2 separate regions of the Homo sapiens genome follow, and region 2 is linked to region 1. A link is a loop called in an ENCODE intact Hi-C map of the cell type or tissue named here. Cell type or tissue: Caco-2. All regions are shown on one strand.

Evidence for each region. Peaks named below come from ENCODE experiments on the same cell type or tissue, not always from the same donor. Only the 100,000 strongest peaks of a DNase experiment are listed, where the experiment ranks them.
Region 2: a loop joins it to region 1, with 7 times the contacts of the local background. A loop is called at or near these places in 2 of 110 quality-filtered maps.

The regions. Positions count from the first base shown.
Region 1 is chr10:121,607,646-121,615,645 of GRCh38, reverse strand. No RefSeq gene overlaps it. Among named protein-coding and RNA genes, the nearest start is that of FGFR2, 13 kb to the right of the region's middle. RefSeq lists an enhancer at 3,899-5,098 and a silencer at 6,699-6,938. In Caco-2, a CTCF peak has its summit at 6,818 (motif pointing right); DNase peaks (open chromatin) are centred at 4,625, 6,527 and 6,895.
Region 2 is chr10:121,687,031-121,695,030 of GRCh38, reverse strand. No RefSeq gene overlaps it. Among named protein-coding and RNA genes, the nearest start is that of FGFR2, 93 kb to the right of the region's middle. In Caco-2, no CTCF peak of the experiment used is centred here; a DNase peak (open chromatin) is centred at 4,720.

The sequences.
Region 1 (8,000 bases):
CCCAGCTCTGTTCCCATCTGGCCTGGGGAAGTGAGCTTAAGGATTTTTCCGGAAACGAGGAGAGGTCAGCATGCTGAAGTGTTTGGAAGGCATCCGACGGAATGACGGCTGAGGCCCTCACTCTCCACTGAACTCTGCTTGCGGCTGGGGACTGCTCTGTGTCTGCACGTGTTCGCATTTATTAAATGTGGAGGTGCAAAACAAAACAAAACAAAACAAAACCAGTGAGATTTCTGGACTGCTGATGGAATCTATCAAATCTCTCCTCCTCCTCATTATAAGGCAGGCCCCCACATAGTAAATGCGCAAGGGTGGTAAGCTGCCAGTACCTAGGGGCTTGTATGTCACGCAGATCCCAAAGAATTATGGCCCCTGGAAGGCCAACTTGGCAAGAGTGCTTGGATGTTATTGTTGTTCTTTCTAGGAAGAGCAGTTCATGTTTACAAGAAGGATTGTTATTGGACCAAGATAGGCAGGGGGTGCAATTTTTTGCCTGAAAATTGCTCTTCTTCCGAACCTTTCAGCCACTGAGTCAGCACCTTGCTTTATCTTCCTTTCTCTCTGACAGAGTTGAGTCTTCCTTCTGCATTTCCTCATAGACAGGCTCTGTTTCCAGCCAGCTGAGCAGTACAGTCCATTCCTATCTTTAATCACCTACCTTGCCGATGGGTGCAGCACGTGAGGGCGGCCTCTCCCAGAGCAGGTGGGACTTGAAGGATGGCCAGGATGCAGATTTGGATTGGCTGGGAAAAGGGAACGGGCACTGCAGGCTGGGGGCCAGGCTGAGTAGAGGTGTGGAAGGGAAGCTGAGCATGAGATAGGAGGGGCAGTCAGGAAGGAGGCTGGGAGGAGGCCTGCTTTCTCAAGCTGTCATCACACATTCACTTGCTGTCCCAGTCCATACCCACAGGGACCCAGACAGCATCAGAGACTTGACTTGCGCATTGCCAACTGCTACTGTAGATTAAGTGGGCCAGAGGTCAGGCCTTGTGCTAACTGCTTCTCCAGCGTTACCTGTGCTTTGGGTTCAATTGTGACCGTCCTCCTCTCCTGCCAAAAAAATATACAGGTGATCATTCTAACTCCTCTTATCTATGGATGTAACCTTATTTAGAAATAAGATCTTTGGGCCAGGTGCAGTGGCTCACGCCTGTAATCCCAGCACTTTGGGAGGCCCAGGTGGGCAGATCACAAGGTCAGGAGCTCGAGATCAGCCTGACCAACATGGTGAAACCCCGTCTCTACTAAAAATACAAAAATTAGCTGGGTGTGATGGACTGTGCCTGTAATCCCAGCTACTCAGGAGGCCGAGACAGGAGAATCGCTTGAACCCGGGAGGTGGAGGTTGCAGTGAGCCGAGATCGCGCCATTGCACTCCAGCCTGGGCAACATGAGTGAAACTCTGTCTCACAAAAAAAAAAAGAAAAAAAAAAAAAAGAAAGAAAAAGAAAAGAAAAGAAAAAGAAATAAAACCTTTGACTTACTTTGAGACCAAGGTGAGGCGAGTGGATCATTTGAGATCAGGAGTTCAAGGCCAGCCTGGCCAACATGGTAAAACCCTGTCTCTACTAAAAATACAGAAAAAAAAGTAGCCAGGTGTGGTGACACATGCCTGTAATCCAGCTACTCAGGAGACTGAGGCAGGAGAATCGCATGAACCCAGGAGGCGGAGGTTGCAGCTGAGATCACGCCACTGTACTCCAGCCTGGGTGACAGAGCGAGACTTCATCTCAAAAAAAGAAAATAAAAAAAAGAAAAAGAAGTAAGATCTTTGCAAATGTCCTCAAGTTAAGATGAGGTCATTAGGGTGGGCTCTAATTCAATATGACTGGTGTCCTTATATCAAGAGAAAGGTGTGGACTTAGACGCACAGGGAGAACGCAGTGTGACTGAAGCCACTGAAGTGCTGCAGCAGCAAGCCAGGAACGCCAGGGAGTGCCAGGGAGTGCCAGGGAGGGCCAGGGAGCGCCAGGAAGGGCCAGGGAGGGCCAGGGAGCGCCAGGGAGGGCCAGGGAGCATCAGGGAGGGCCAGGGAGCACCAGGGAGGGCCAGGGATGGCCAGGGAGCACCAGGGAGTGCCAGGGAGGGCCAGGGAGCATCAAAGAGCACCAAGCAGGGCCAGGGAGCGCCAGGGAGGGCCAGAGAGGGCTGCAGTCACCAGGAGCTGCAGGAGGAGAGAAAGGATTCTTTGCTAAGGCTTCAGAGGGAGCACAGCCCCATGGACAACTCGATTTGGGGCTTCTAGCCTCCAGAACGGTGAGACAATAAATCCCTGTGGTTTTAAGCCACCAGGTTTGTGTCCTTTTGGGAAATGGACACACCTTGTTTTACCCTATAACATCCTTCCCCAGCTGCAGGAGGCAGAATAACACCCCCTCCAAAGACATCCATGCCCTCTACCCCAGAATTGAGTAAAAGGGACTTAGCAGATGGAATTGAAGTTATTTTAAAATAGGGAGATGATTAAGGTGGGCCCAGTCTAATCACATAAGCCCTTAAAAGCGGAGAACGTTCTCTGGCTAGAGGCAGAAGAGATGGGGTAGAGGAAGGAGAGAGATTCAGAGAGTGAGAGGGATGTGATGTGTCCTTACTGGCTTTGAAAATGGAGTGGGGGAGCTGAGCAAGCACCCCACCAACCCACCACTGACCACCAGGAAGGAAACAAGACCTGAGCTCACTGCACAGGACCTGAATCCTGGCAACATCGTGAATGACTTTGGAGGCAGAGTCTTCCGCACAGCCTCCAGTGAGGAACGACGCTCTGCCGACACCCTGATTTCAGCCACCTCCATCCAGACCTCTGACCTACAGAGCTGCGAGATAATACATTTGTGTTGTTCTTTAAGCCCTTAAATGTGTGGTAATTTCTTATAGCAGTGATAGAGAACAAATATGCCACCTATAAAACAGATGCAGCAACTGAGACCCGGGCACCGAGGTTTGGCAACCTTGCCCATGTTCTGAGAACTGGGCAGGGGAGAAGCTGCTGTGGGAATCCAAGTTTGAGGGAAACCAACATCCATGTGGCTTACTTCTCTGAAGCTGAAGGAATTTGTGGCAAATTTGGACGATGGGTAAACTGAGTCCAAATAGGAGAGTGACATGACAGGGAGCTGGCAGAGGGGAAAGGAGGGATGCCAGGGAGATCTGTGATCTCTCGGTTGGCACAGGGGTGGTGCCCATGGCAGACAGCTGATACTGAGGAATTGCTGGTTATGAGAAACCGCTGGAAACCCACCAGGCTTGAGCAGGTAGCAGGCTCTGATGGGCACGGTGGCTCATGCCTGTAATCCCAGCACTTTGAGAGGCCAAGGCGGGTGGATGACTTGAGGTCTGGAGTTCAAGACCAGCCTGGCCAACATGGCAAAACCCCATCTCTACTAAAAATACAAAAATTAGCCAGGCGTGGTGGCAGGCGCCTGTAATCCCAGCAACTCGGGAGGCTGAGGCAGGGGAATAGCTGGAACCCTGGAGGCAGAGGCTGCAGTGAGCCAAGATGGCGCCATTGCAAACCAGCTTGGGTGACAGAGTGAGACTCTGTCAAGAAAGGAAGAAAAGAAAGAAAAAGGAAGGAAGGAAGGGAAAGAAAGAAAGAAAGAAGGAAAGAAAGAAAGAGAAAAGAAAAGAAAGAAGAAAAGAAAGAAAAAGAAGGAAGGAAGGAAGAGAAAGAAAGAAGAAAAAGAAGGAAAAAGAAAGAAAAGAAAAAAGGAAAGGAAAGGAAGGAAGGAAGGAAGGAAGGAAAAAAGAAAACAGGCAAACAGGCTCTGAGAATCAGAGCCAGGTAGAGAAGCAGGGCAGGCACTGGAAACAGCCAGGAAAGTGAATGGTGTGGGCACCTCTGTAGCAGGAGGTTGGTCGGCTCCATTTTAGATAAGGGGCTCTATTTCACCCACCAGCTCCCACTGGATGACAGAGCAGGGGAAGAAACACAGTGGCCGTCTCAGGCTTTGCTGGCAGTCTCTCCTAGATCCTCACAGCAGCCCTGGGCAGGAAGGCCGATGTCGTATCATTCCCTGGTGACACGGTTTCTGGGCTCTGGAAAATGGATGGCGGCTCTGTCTGGCTCTGTCTAGCTCCAGGCAGCCCTGTTTGGCGGCGTAAATGACGCTCCACATGTAGCAAGACTCCGTCCAGGGAAGTGACCACAGCTGCACATGTCATATACACTTGACATCCCAACAGTGTTATACATCACTCCCAATAGTGCAGACTAAACACCAGGGGTTATTACTTCATTCAGGAGGAAACGCAGACTTAGAACAGATGATTACAGTTATCACCAAATATTCAATAGCTCTGTCAATACATAAATTGATCACTATGAAACAGGCCCAAGCTGCCACAACAGTGGCTCTGGAAACCAACCCCAAGGAAAACATGACAGAATTTCTGGTCAGGCGCGCCTCCCAATACTAAAAGGGGTTTTTGGGCATAGACAGGCGGGAAGGAGAAGGGTGTTAGTTCTCAATGATTTCCTGGAAGAATGATTGTTTCCCTTGGACTTGCCCGGACTAGTCAACCTGTGGGTGTGGCTTCTAGCCAGCACAGCATTGCCATATGCAATACAGCATACTTGGTTACATCTGGATTTCAAATACACAATGACTATCTTCATAGATGTATGTCCCATGCACTATTTGTTCATGCGATAGTGGGGACCTATTTATACTAAAAACAATTATTTGTTTTTCATCTGAAATTCAAGTTTAACTGGGTGTCCTGTACTTTTATCGGCTCAATTCGGCAGTGCTCTGAAGTCATGTCTTATCTGATTCAGAGGAGATGAGGGTAACCATTATCTTAATGCTTGCTTGAAGCACACAGAGGAGTTTTACAAAGAAAACAAATGGATCCTTTCCTCGTATACAGAGGATTTCTTTAAATAGAAATTTAAAGCAAAAGATAACTCAGTTGGATAAGGTGAAGAATTTGCTGACCGTCATGAGTCAACACTGGAATGAATTTCTACGTGATGCTAAGAAGAACTTTAGAAGAATGTGAGCAAGTCCCCTGCCCTGGACAGCCTAAGCTGCTACTGAAATCAATACCATTATGGGTGAATTTTGAAGATGATTACCGCTAATATTCACAGCCTACAAATAAGGCCACAGAAGCTCATAAAAGCCGAGTAACCTACCCCAGGTCACACAGCAAAGAGAAGTAGCAAGTAATAAGGTCAGGGGTAGGATAGGGTTAGACAGAGCTGCAGAGGGAGGTCTGGATGCCTCTGGTCTGGAAATACTAGTACCAGCTGACAAGTATTGATCATTCACCATGCACTCAGCACTTCACCTGAAGTATTCCATTCAATCTGCGCAGATTGTGTGAAGCGGGTATTAGCATGACTTCATTTTACAGATGAGAACGTGGTGAGGAGGGGCAGATGTAAGGCCCAGAGCAGGCAGCTGGACTCCAGGTCCCATGATCTCAGCCACTATAGGACAGCAGAGGGTGCAGCCTGCTGTCCACAGGCCCACTAGAAAAGGAGTCAACATCTGAAAACTGGGACAATTGTCATCTGGATGGGACAGCCAACTTCTCTGGGAAGATCAGGAGAATCAGCCCCTTTAGCCTCTGTTTCCATTCATCAGCTGAAGTCACTACCCCATCACCGTCACGGGGACGCTGGCAGCATAAGCGATAGCACAGGCTCCAGGGTCAGCCCTCCCTCCCGACTGTGTAACCTTGGATGAGCTCTCAGTGTTTCCATAGCACGATTTATAAAATGGGGGTCACAGTAGTGCTACCTCACAGGGTGCTTGTGATTGAAGTGTGATCACCCATTAAAGGCCATAATCCCAGTTGCATGGAACATGGTATGCACCCAATAAACGTCAGCCTCCAAGCACCCACTCTGTGCTAAGAGGGCCGTTGCCATGGTTCCTGAAAATGTGGAACCTTCAAAGCTTCCACTGGCCTGATGAAAGGGCAGGACAGGGGTCCCCACCTCTGGGCAGGGTGACTGGCAGGGGAGAGACCAGAGGCGGAGGCTGCCCCAAATCTGGCAGGTACCTCTCCAGGGCAGCTGTGGTGAGACTAGGAAGGAAGCAGGTGTGGTGGCTTTCAAGAGAGGACAGCTCCAAGGGGTGCAGTAGCGCAGGCCTGTAATCCCAGCACTTTAGGAAACTGAGGCGGGTGCATCACGAGGTCAGGACTTCGAGGCCAGCCTGGCCAAGATGGTGAAACCCCCGTTTCTACTAAAAATACAAAAATTAGCCAAGCATGGTGGCACATGCCTATAATCCCAGCTACTCTGGAGGCTGAGGCAGGAGAATCGCTTGAACCCGGGAGGTAGAGGTTAAAAAAAAGAGAGAGAGAGAGAGGACAGCCCACAGCTAGGACTGCCGGGCCTTGGTGGGAGAGGAGCGCCAGAGAACACCAGGGCCAGAAGGCCCAACAGGGGGCCGGAGGTAGGAGCTGGTTTCCCGGCGAGGGTGCAAAGGTGGTTCTCCGCCTTGTTGATCCACAGGCTGGAAACGTGGGGCCGCCTCCCGGGGGCGAATCCACGCAGCGAATGGAGAATTAGCCTGAGGTAGCCGCACGCCAGGCCCAGGCAGAGGCCGCTGCAGCACCACGTCCCTGCAAGGTCCCGCGCCCCAGCCGTCGGGGTAACAGACATTTCGTCCAGCTGTGCTTGGGCAAGCACCTGGGCTCCTGATTCGCCTCGACCTGGGTCGCTCATCATCTGCACAGCCGAAACGACTTCAGGGCTGGGCTCGGCGCTGGCGGGGCTGCCCCTCCTCCCTGCCCGGCCGCCCTCTACCTTGATGCCAGCCCCGTCACCCACGCCCCGGGCGGCGCTCGCCCCCGCTTTGCGCGCGCGGTGCTCGCGGCCACACGGGGGCGCTGGCGCCCGATGCGCTCCTCCCTGCGCAGAACCCGGAGAACAAAGGGCGCCCCGGGACCTCGGCCTCCCTCACCTGGAGCCACCTGCTTCCCGGGCGCTGCCCCAGCGCCAGGCCAGCATCCGGCCTCCGCGAAGGAGTTAATTTTTGCTCAGCGCTGCTCTTAGAAATCTGTTAAAGAAATCGCTCCCCACTTGATGGTCTTTCTCCCCAGCTTGGGGACACAATACGAGAGCTCTGGGACTCTAAAAGGGTTACTAGGTTTGTGGTTTTACGATGTGTGGGGCTCTGTATTCTCCACTCCCTCCCCGAGTTTACCAGGATCCTGGCAGCATCATTTTTCTCCCCTTTGGTTTATGAAAGTGAACTTCTTCTTTTTTTTTTTTTTTTTTGAGACAGTCTCACTCTGTCAGCCAGGCTGGAGTGCAGTGGCGCAATCTCAGCACACTGCAACCTCCGTCTCCCGGGCTCAAGCAGTTCTGCCTCAGCCTCCCGAGTAACTGGGATTACAGACGTGTGCCACGACGCCCGGCTAATTCTTGTATTTAAGTAGAGCCGGGGTGTCACCATGTTGGCCAGGCTGGTCTCGAACTCCTGACCTCAGGTAATCCGCCCGCCTTGGCTTCTCAAAGTGCTGGGATTACAGGCGTGAGCCACCGTGCCTGGCGAAAGTGAACTTCTTTTCACATTTGGAAGAAGTAGACACACCCTCGGGAAAGAGTGTAGCAAAGGCAGAAATCAAGAGAAAAGAGAAAGAAACGCATCGTGGAAATGAGGTAATTGCAGGGAAAGGTAACTTCCTCACACAGCTCAATCAGCTTTGTCCTAAACTGGCTTCTATTCCCCACCTTCTAAAGAGACCGTGCTCACTGTGTACACAAACCTATGTACATGTGCCTCTTTGCACTTATGCTTTAATTAGGAAATGCTGGAGGAGGCTGAGTTGCAGTCATCAATCAACAAGCATCTATTAAGAGCCTGTAAGGTATAAACACAGCCCCATAAACTGCTCCCACTAGCCAGGTAGTGCCAGGTCCTGGGAATCTAGAGATGGGAGATGCAGCCCCGGCCTTTCTGAGTATTAGCATTTAGTGGTCCCCAATTAACCCCTTTCCACCAAAATTGTTGTCCAAGGTCAGTTTCTGCTAGGCTTTC
Region 2 (8,000 bases), 79 kb before region 1:
GATCGGCTTTTTCATTTAAATGACATTTTTTTTTTTTTTGGAAAGGTTAGAATTTAATCCTCTCCCAGGATAGAGTTATTTCAGTTGCCACTGATCCTTCCGATAAATGAGAAGGGTTTCATTTTCCTTGCTACCAAGGTATCTAATTTTATAAAAGCCTTCAACAATGTAATAATTTATTGTCACAACAGGATGGCTGCGTGTAGGGACTGGTCTACTTTCTATTAATTTTCTAAATGAACCTCTTCTCAGCACTGAGAAGTTGTGCGTGCCTTTCTCTGTGGGTTTCATTAAGACCTGTTTGAAGTCATGATTGTAAGATCATTACGATGTTTTTAAAAGATAGTGGGTTTCAAAGAGTTGTACTTAGAAGACTTAAAAAGCTTCATCATCTTAATTCCTGTCCTCAGCAATTTTTTCAGAGCTATGATCTGGGTATGCAGTAATTGCTATCATTTTCCTCACAATTTCACACCCAACTTCTATTGTTCTCATTATACCTAGTGCTCTTCGGAAATGACTCATGTAATAAGAAATGTACAAATAAAAGAGAGCCTAGCATCTTCTAAGGAATCCGGAGCCACAGTAGAAGTGGCTGCATCTGTGTGCACGCACAAAAAATGGACTTTTATATATATCCTTAGAGAGGGGAAACCGAGGCAGGGGCATAGCGTAGTTTACATAACCATTTCTTACTTTCATGTTATGGTCATGGCAAGGGAAATGCCGACATGGTTATAAATTAGACATCGACAGATGAGTCAGTGAAAACTCTTGGAAATGTTGCCATCTTCGCAAGATGGGGACAGAGGAGAAGAAGGAAAAAGGAAGTCCATTCTGATCCTGAGGTAGAATTGGGGCTTTCTGCTAAGATGGAGGAGAGGGGAGGCAGGTTGAAGCAAAGTAGTCTTGGAAACAATGAAATTATTCTCACAAGTTCTCATTTACAAGGAAGTGTTATATTTGCATTATAATCATACCATTCTCAGCTCAACTCATGAGAGAAACTTCTGAAGTCTGCATTTTGCAGCAAAGTTAAATCAGAACTCAAAGACGTCAATTAACCTGTCCAAGCTCATAAGGAAAGACCACGGATGAGACCGGAAGTGGTGATATTCCTAGTCCTTGGCTTAGCTAGCTAGGGCTTTCTGCCCATGCTGGTGGGCTCTAGGGGAGAACAGGTGGTGTACATTGTATGAACTGCAGGAGCCAAGGACGTCTCTTCTCTCTTGTTGGGCCTGTGTTGATCACATTCAAGTATTTTTTTGTTTTGTTGTGTTTTGTTAAGAGACAAGGTCTCACTCTGTCACTTAGGCTGGAGTGCAGTGGTGTGATCATAGCTCACTGCAGCCCGGACCTCCTGGGCTCAAGTGATCCTCCCGCCTCAGCCTCCTGAGTAGCTGGGACTACAGGTGTGCGGCACAATGCCTGGCTATTCTTTTTTTTTTTTTTTTTTTGTATTTTTTTTGTAGAGACAGGGTTTCGCTATGTTACCCAGGCTGGTCTTGAACTCCTGGGCTCAAGAGATCCACCTGCCTTGGCTTCCCAAAGTGCTGGGATTACAGGCTTGAGCCACTGCACCCTGCCCCACATCCAAGTATTCTATAGCAAATACTTTGTTGGTTGAGCCAAATTTGAAACCCATTCAGGGCACATTCTTTCAAAGGTTTCAATTAAACCTAAGACTTTCGATATTGGAGTAGACACAACTCCCCTAGTCTAATGAGGGGTGGGATGGCAGTGTGTAGGATCCAGCACAAGAGATCGGCCTTTTGTAGAAAAACAATATTTTTGATAAAGTAGAAGCCCATCAAAGACATAAAGAGAAATTCCTTTCTGCCACTCAGGAAATTTTTTAAAAATGGAAAGTAGGAGAAAGTTGTGGAAAAATATCTTTGAGAAGGAGGAAGCTCTCTCCACTGCGCAGGCTTCCTTAAAAGCGTCTCGTACCCTTTCTGACATGCCAGCTATTGATGCTGCTGAGTCCACTCAAACCAGCCTGATTAACTGCTCTTCCACCCAAACTCCCCTCTTGGTCATTGTTTCATTTGGTCGACACTGTGGCTGTGCCCTGTGACCGCTGCATGCACGGAGCCAGTATTATAACCATCTTTTTGCAGTTTGCCCTTACGGCCTGTCACTCCCTAATCAGGAGTCTATGTTCAATGCAATGGTCTGGGAATGTCCCCCACCAAGTTGGTAGCCATATGCTTTTCTATTTTGGAGCACTGGAAGTTTCTGGTTCAGTAGTTCCCTTTTTAAAGGCGATACGATTTCCTATCATCTTAAGTAAGCTGGAAAGAATTTTTCGAATGAGAGAGAGAGAGAAAAGGCGCTATGTTGTACACGGTTGTTTTCTTTTTAAAAAACACACACTCAGACACACACAGCGAACTGTTCTGGAAACTCATGAGCTGAAGTCACAGACAAGGTCTCTGCTGGTAGAAGCCCTTCCTGCCCGAAAGGGACCGTTTGTTAATAGCTGTATTCATGAAAGTTAAAATTAAATTTCTGTGTGTTGATGTAAAGCCAGCTTTTCCCTCAGGGCTATTTATTTTAAAAATCAAAAATAGTAAAGGGTCCACAGCATAGAACATAACACAAGCAGATTGGGGTCTGTACTCTGAGCAAAGCTTCCTTTGTACTCGTCTCTGCAATTTAATGCCCTCCAGGAGTAACCTGGCAGTGTGCTGGTTTCCCCGTCCACATGTGGCAAGCTCAGGCAGTTTTTATGCTCACCTGCGAAGGCGATTGTTCAAGATTTTCATACCTGGCGTTAAAGGCTGTGATAAACAGTGCCGTCCTCAATGGATGTGCCACACAGGAAAGTGGGCTTGTAGGAGACTGTGATTGCGGCAGAATTGGTTTTGTATGTGGGATTGTTTTGCCTTTAGGGTTCGAGGTTGGGATTGATGCTGTGTTTTTTTTAAAATATCCACATTTTTTCATTAAAAAAAATTAAAATTGGCCAGGTGCAGTGGCTCATGCCTGTAATCCCAGCACTTTGGGAGGCTAAGGCGGGTGGATCACCTGAGGTCAGGAGTTCAAGACCAGCCTGGCCAACATGGTGAAACCCCATCTCTACTAAAAATACAAAAATTAGCTGGGCGTGGTAGTGGGTGCCTGTAATCCCAGCTACTCAGGAGGCTGAGGCAGGAGAATCACTTGAACCCGGGAGGTGGAGGTTGCAGTGAGCCGAGATTGTGCCACTGCACTCCAGCCTGGGCAACAAGAGTGAAACTCCATCTCAACAAAAACAACAACAAAAAAATTGAAATTAATGATTAAGAAGCAAAAGCGAAGGCTATTTCTAATAATGCCAATAAATAAAGGTAGAAAATGGCCCATACTCTTGCCAATGCAAAGGTTTAAAATCTTGATGTTTAATAATAATAATAGAGGTTGGGCGCTGTGGCTCATGTTTGTAATCCTAGCACTTTGGAGGGCTAAGATGGGAGGACTGCTTGAGGGCAAGCCTGGGCAACATAGTGAGACCCTGTCTATAAAAAAAATTTAAAAATTAGCCAGGCGTGGCGATGCACACCTGAAGTCCCACCTACTCAGGAGGCTGAGGTGGGAGGATCCCTTGAGCCCAGGAGGTTGAGGCTGCAGTGAGCTATGACTGTGCCACTGCATTCCAGCCTGGGCGACAGAGTTAGACTCTGCCTCTAGAAAAAATAATAGGAAGAAGTAGAAGAAATTTTTCTTCTCAGCTCCCTTGGTTAGAATAAAGGAGTAAGCAAGACTCCTTAAGATGTCTTTGAAAGATTCAAAAAGCCCTTTTAGTTATGGAAAAAAGAGCATCAGCAGCAGTGGGGAGCAAGATCAGTCCCGCATAGCCCTCTGTTATGCAACCTCAGCCAGCCCCCGCATAGACACAGCATGCCTGGCTGACCAGATTCTCACCTGATTTCTATGCTTGGACTTTTTATTTTTACCCAGAAGCGACCTGTAAAGCTTATGAAAGAATTTGCTCCTCTCCTTTCTCAGAAGCAAGTCATGTTCATTTCTTCCTTTGCAAATGCTAGTTAAGACATTTAACAGATGAAGTATTGGGAATCAGGCAATGTAAGAAGAAAATATTGATGAGCAAGTGTAAAGTGACTTCCTCCTGTTGGTGAGAAGCATATTTCATTTTTTTCTGGAAGAATGTATTAAATTTAAGCCGTCCCAGTAATAACTAAATGCTATCTACCTGTCAGTTGTATCAGTCGATTGCTTTAGAGTGTGGATTTCTATATTATCGCCCGTGGCTTCTCTCTAAAATCCTTTAGCGATGCTCCCACGTGGAATTGCATCTGCAAAGACCATTGACAGAGTTCTCAGCTCACAGCCTGGATACAAATACGCATGAATGAAAGACTTCTCTCTTTAGAGACTGCCTCTAAAGAACTCAGGTTCCTTACCCATGTTTTATCTAGGACTTTGCTCCAGAGCTGGGAGGGAAAGAAGAAACCCTCTTGGTGGCTGGGTGTCCCATTCTTTTGTCTCTCACTTGGGATCCATGATTAATCAGTGCATTGTACATAAGAGCGACCTCTATTTCTTTGGGCAAATGGAACCAAGTTGGAGCTGTAAAAGCAGGACCATCAATCAGTTTGTTACAATGGCAACTTTCTTGAAAGCACCTAAGCCCCGTAGGCATTCCTCCTAGTTAATGAGCAACAAGGTAGAGCCTAAATCACTGGCTTGGTAGAGGCCAAGTTAGAACCAGAAGATGGATATGCGAAAATCAGTCACCCAGAAAAATCCAAGCCACCCAAAAAAACACAACCAACTTCAAAGGCCTCCTGCCCCTTCTCTTACGCAAGGTTTTGCTGGCTGAAGCATTTGTATGAAAAGGCATCTGGTACTGCCATGAAACTAGCTGTGGAAACCTAGTTTGTGAATACTCTATGGAAAAGGATTTTCTCTTAAAAATTGTCTTTACAGCTTCTTCTTCTTGAAGTGTTGTCTGGATTTCCTGAGAGGCGATAGACAGCTGGTCAGAGCCTCCTTTTCTTCTTTTTTTAATATAATTTTTTATTTTTAATTTTTGTGAGTACATAGTAGGTGGATATATTTATGGGTTTTATGAGATATTTTGATACAGGCGTGCAGTGCATGATAATCACAGCAGAGTAAATGGAGTATCCATCCCCTCAAGCATTTATCATTTGTGTTGCAAACAATCCAGTTATACTCTTTAGCGATTTTTAAATGTACGATTCAATCATTTTTGAGGGGAGTCACCCTGTTGTGCTAGCAAATACTAGGTCTTATGCATTCGGACTATTTTTTGTGCCCCAGGGCCTCCTTGTCTAAAAGTCTGGAGATCCTGACGTTCTCCTGCCTATTCACTCTCTCTCACTCCCCGGCGTGTTCAGAACAACCTTCCTCAGCAATCCAGAAGGGGTGAGACCCCACAGGCTTTCATAGTAGATGAAACTAAAATAGCTTCTTGATGATCGATTCAAACCCCGTAGGAGTTTCTCTTTCTCTCTGAGGTGATATGCCCCCAAGCCTCTGAAACAGAAGAAAAAGGGAAAAATCAAATAAAAAAGCAAGCACACGATTCATTTGATCTTTGTATCTGTGTGTTTGTATGTATATAACTCTACTTTATTGGTCTTTTCTCACCCATTTTTTGTGGGTTTACATATGAACTATTTCATGTCTTTTTCAAGTAAATCCTTACATACTAATTAGTGTCTTGGCACACCACATACTACACTATTCTCCCCAGTGCCATCTGTGACATGGGAGTACACGTTAAACCACAACCAAAAGTCTATAGAGATTTTTTTGGCTATTCAGGAAAAAAACCAAAACCACCCCTGTACCCCTCCCCCGCCAAAAAAAAAAACCATGTATCCCATTTGAGACAAAGTATTTACCTAGAGTGATATTTATGGAATACCAAAAAGAAAATATTTTGCCTTTTAAAATGCATAACTCTTATCACGTCCTCCTTTTTACTAAAGTGATATATTTTTACCCAATGTCACTGAGTGTGTTGCTCCATGCTGGGTTTCAGGCTGATGGTAGAGGAGCCCTTGGTATGTTCAGTTTCCAGCTATGATGTGATGTTTCTGGTTTGGACCCCAACCTTGCTCGTAGGCACTGACGGTTGAGGTGACTGCTCCCGCCGTGGATTATTCTCTGAGCATCCTGTGCTTAGCCCCTCAGCATAAATAAAGCCTTAGTATCTGCTCTGCCTCTTTCAATCCTCATGTAAAATCATTCTCAAAACTCTCTATAAAGAATCCAGCTTGGCACATAGGGAGGCATTCTGAAAAGTGCAATTCTCCCACAGAGAGGTACTTACCCAGGGAAGCCAGGATCCTAGGAAGTCTATAAATAGGGTTTAGGGCTGCAAAACACCCCTTGAGATCATATGCACACTTTTGTGTGTGTATAGATTTATTTTGGTGAGGAGAGGGCTTATAGTTCTCAAAGGAGTCTGAGACCTGCCCAAAGTTCATCACTGTCACCTCAACTGGCTTCCTCCCTTCCATTTCTTTCTCTTTCCAGTCTATCTTGTATATTACATTAGCATAATCTACATAAAATCTATTTTGCATGTCTTGTAGCATACCCCAAAGCCTTTCAAGTGTCTCCTACTGATAGAACACTGTGTTCTCTTGCCCTGGCTGTCCTCCTAATGCCATCTCTCGTGGTTCTTCTCCCCACCTGCTCCTCCAGACTGTGCCACTCTTATCTCCCCAACATGCCCTGCTTGTTTGCATTCTCCTCTGCCTTCTCTCATCCCTTCCCCACATTCCATCTTCCAAGTCCTTTAAGGTTAAATCCTCTCACTAAGCTTTTCTTCGGTCAACCAACAGCATCACTCTTTTGCACAAGCTTGTGCCATCCATATGGACTTTGACTCTTCACCATAAACTCCTTTTCACAATATTTCATGCAACGAACCTTTCATGTGTATGTCTGGCCATCCGAAATGGATTGTGAATTTCTTGAAGACAAAGTTTCTCTCATTCATCCATTCATTCATTCATTCATTTGTGTGTTCAACAGACACTTATTTAGTATCTTCTATTCATGGGGAACTGGACCTGGTGCTGGGTTTGGACCTCCTCTACACAGGAACAAGCTCTACACACAGAGAACACACTCAGTGAACACTGAATGACTCAATAAATGTGGGTCAAACCAAGCCATTTTAGTAGTGCTCGAGAACCTCTGAAATGAAGACTGCACAGCCAGGGTTTCTCTGGGCTTCTGGGGCCAAAGCAGAACCTGAAGGCATGATGGTTCTTAAAATGGAACCTTCTGGAGGGTTCAGTAAGCCCCAGGCAACAATCTCTTTCCACTTCCAGAGGAGCCTGCATTCTGCTGACTCTGTTCCACCCATGGCAGGCTCCGGCTTTACTGGCTCTAGGTGTCTCCTTGGCTTTTCCTTCCCTGTGGATGGCTGAGTGAGAGCAGGATCAAAGTTCCCCCTTTCATCAGAGCTTGCATCCTACAAAGCGGAAAGAAAAAGAAAACACACCGATTCTTTCTAGCCACCCAAGCTTTCTAGCATTCTAGCCCCAGCAGCTAAACTAATATTCCTGATCGTATTCCTTCGTGGAGAAGCCCACCTCTGGAAACGGGAGTCGGAGTGGGGGACTGGCATCTAGCCAGGTGGTGGGTAGAGTTATCACACCTTCGGGTAGGCGCAGGAACCTGGTGCTGTGTGCACATGGCTTTTAGAGGCTGCTTTGAAAGTCCCCTGAGCTGTTTGTCTTGGCCAGCTCCCGGGGCAGTTGAGCATCTGCCATGAGGGCTGGAGCTGAGGGAGAAGCCAGGCTGTTAGCTTGCTTTCCTCAGCCTTGCATCTTGGTTTGGGATGGATTCCTTTGCTGTGCTCCCTTCAGAGAAAAGGGAGCGTGAGTCCCTGAGATTGAGGGGCCAGTGGCAAGACCAAGCTCCCTAAGCCACATCCTGGAGGCATCTGGGCTGGCCTCCATCACCCAGGATTCTCTTCTCTTCTTTGCTGCAAATCAGAGCACTGGCTC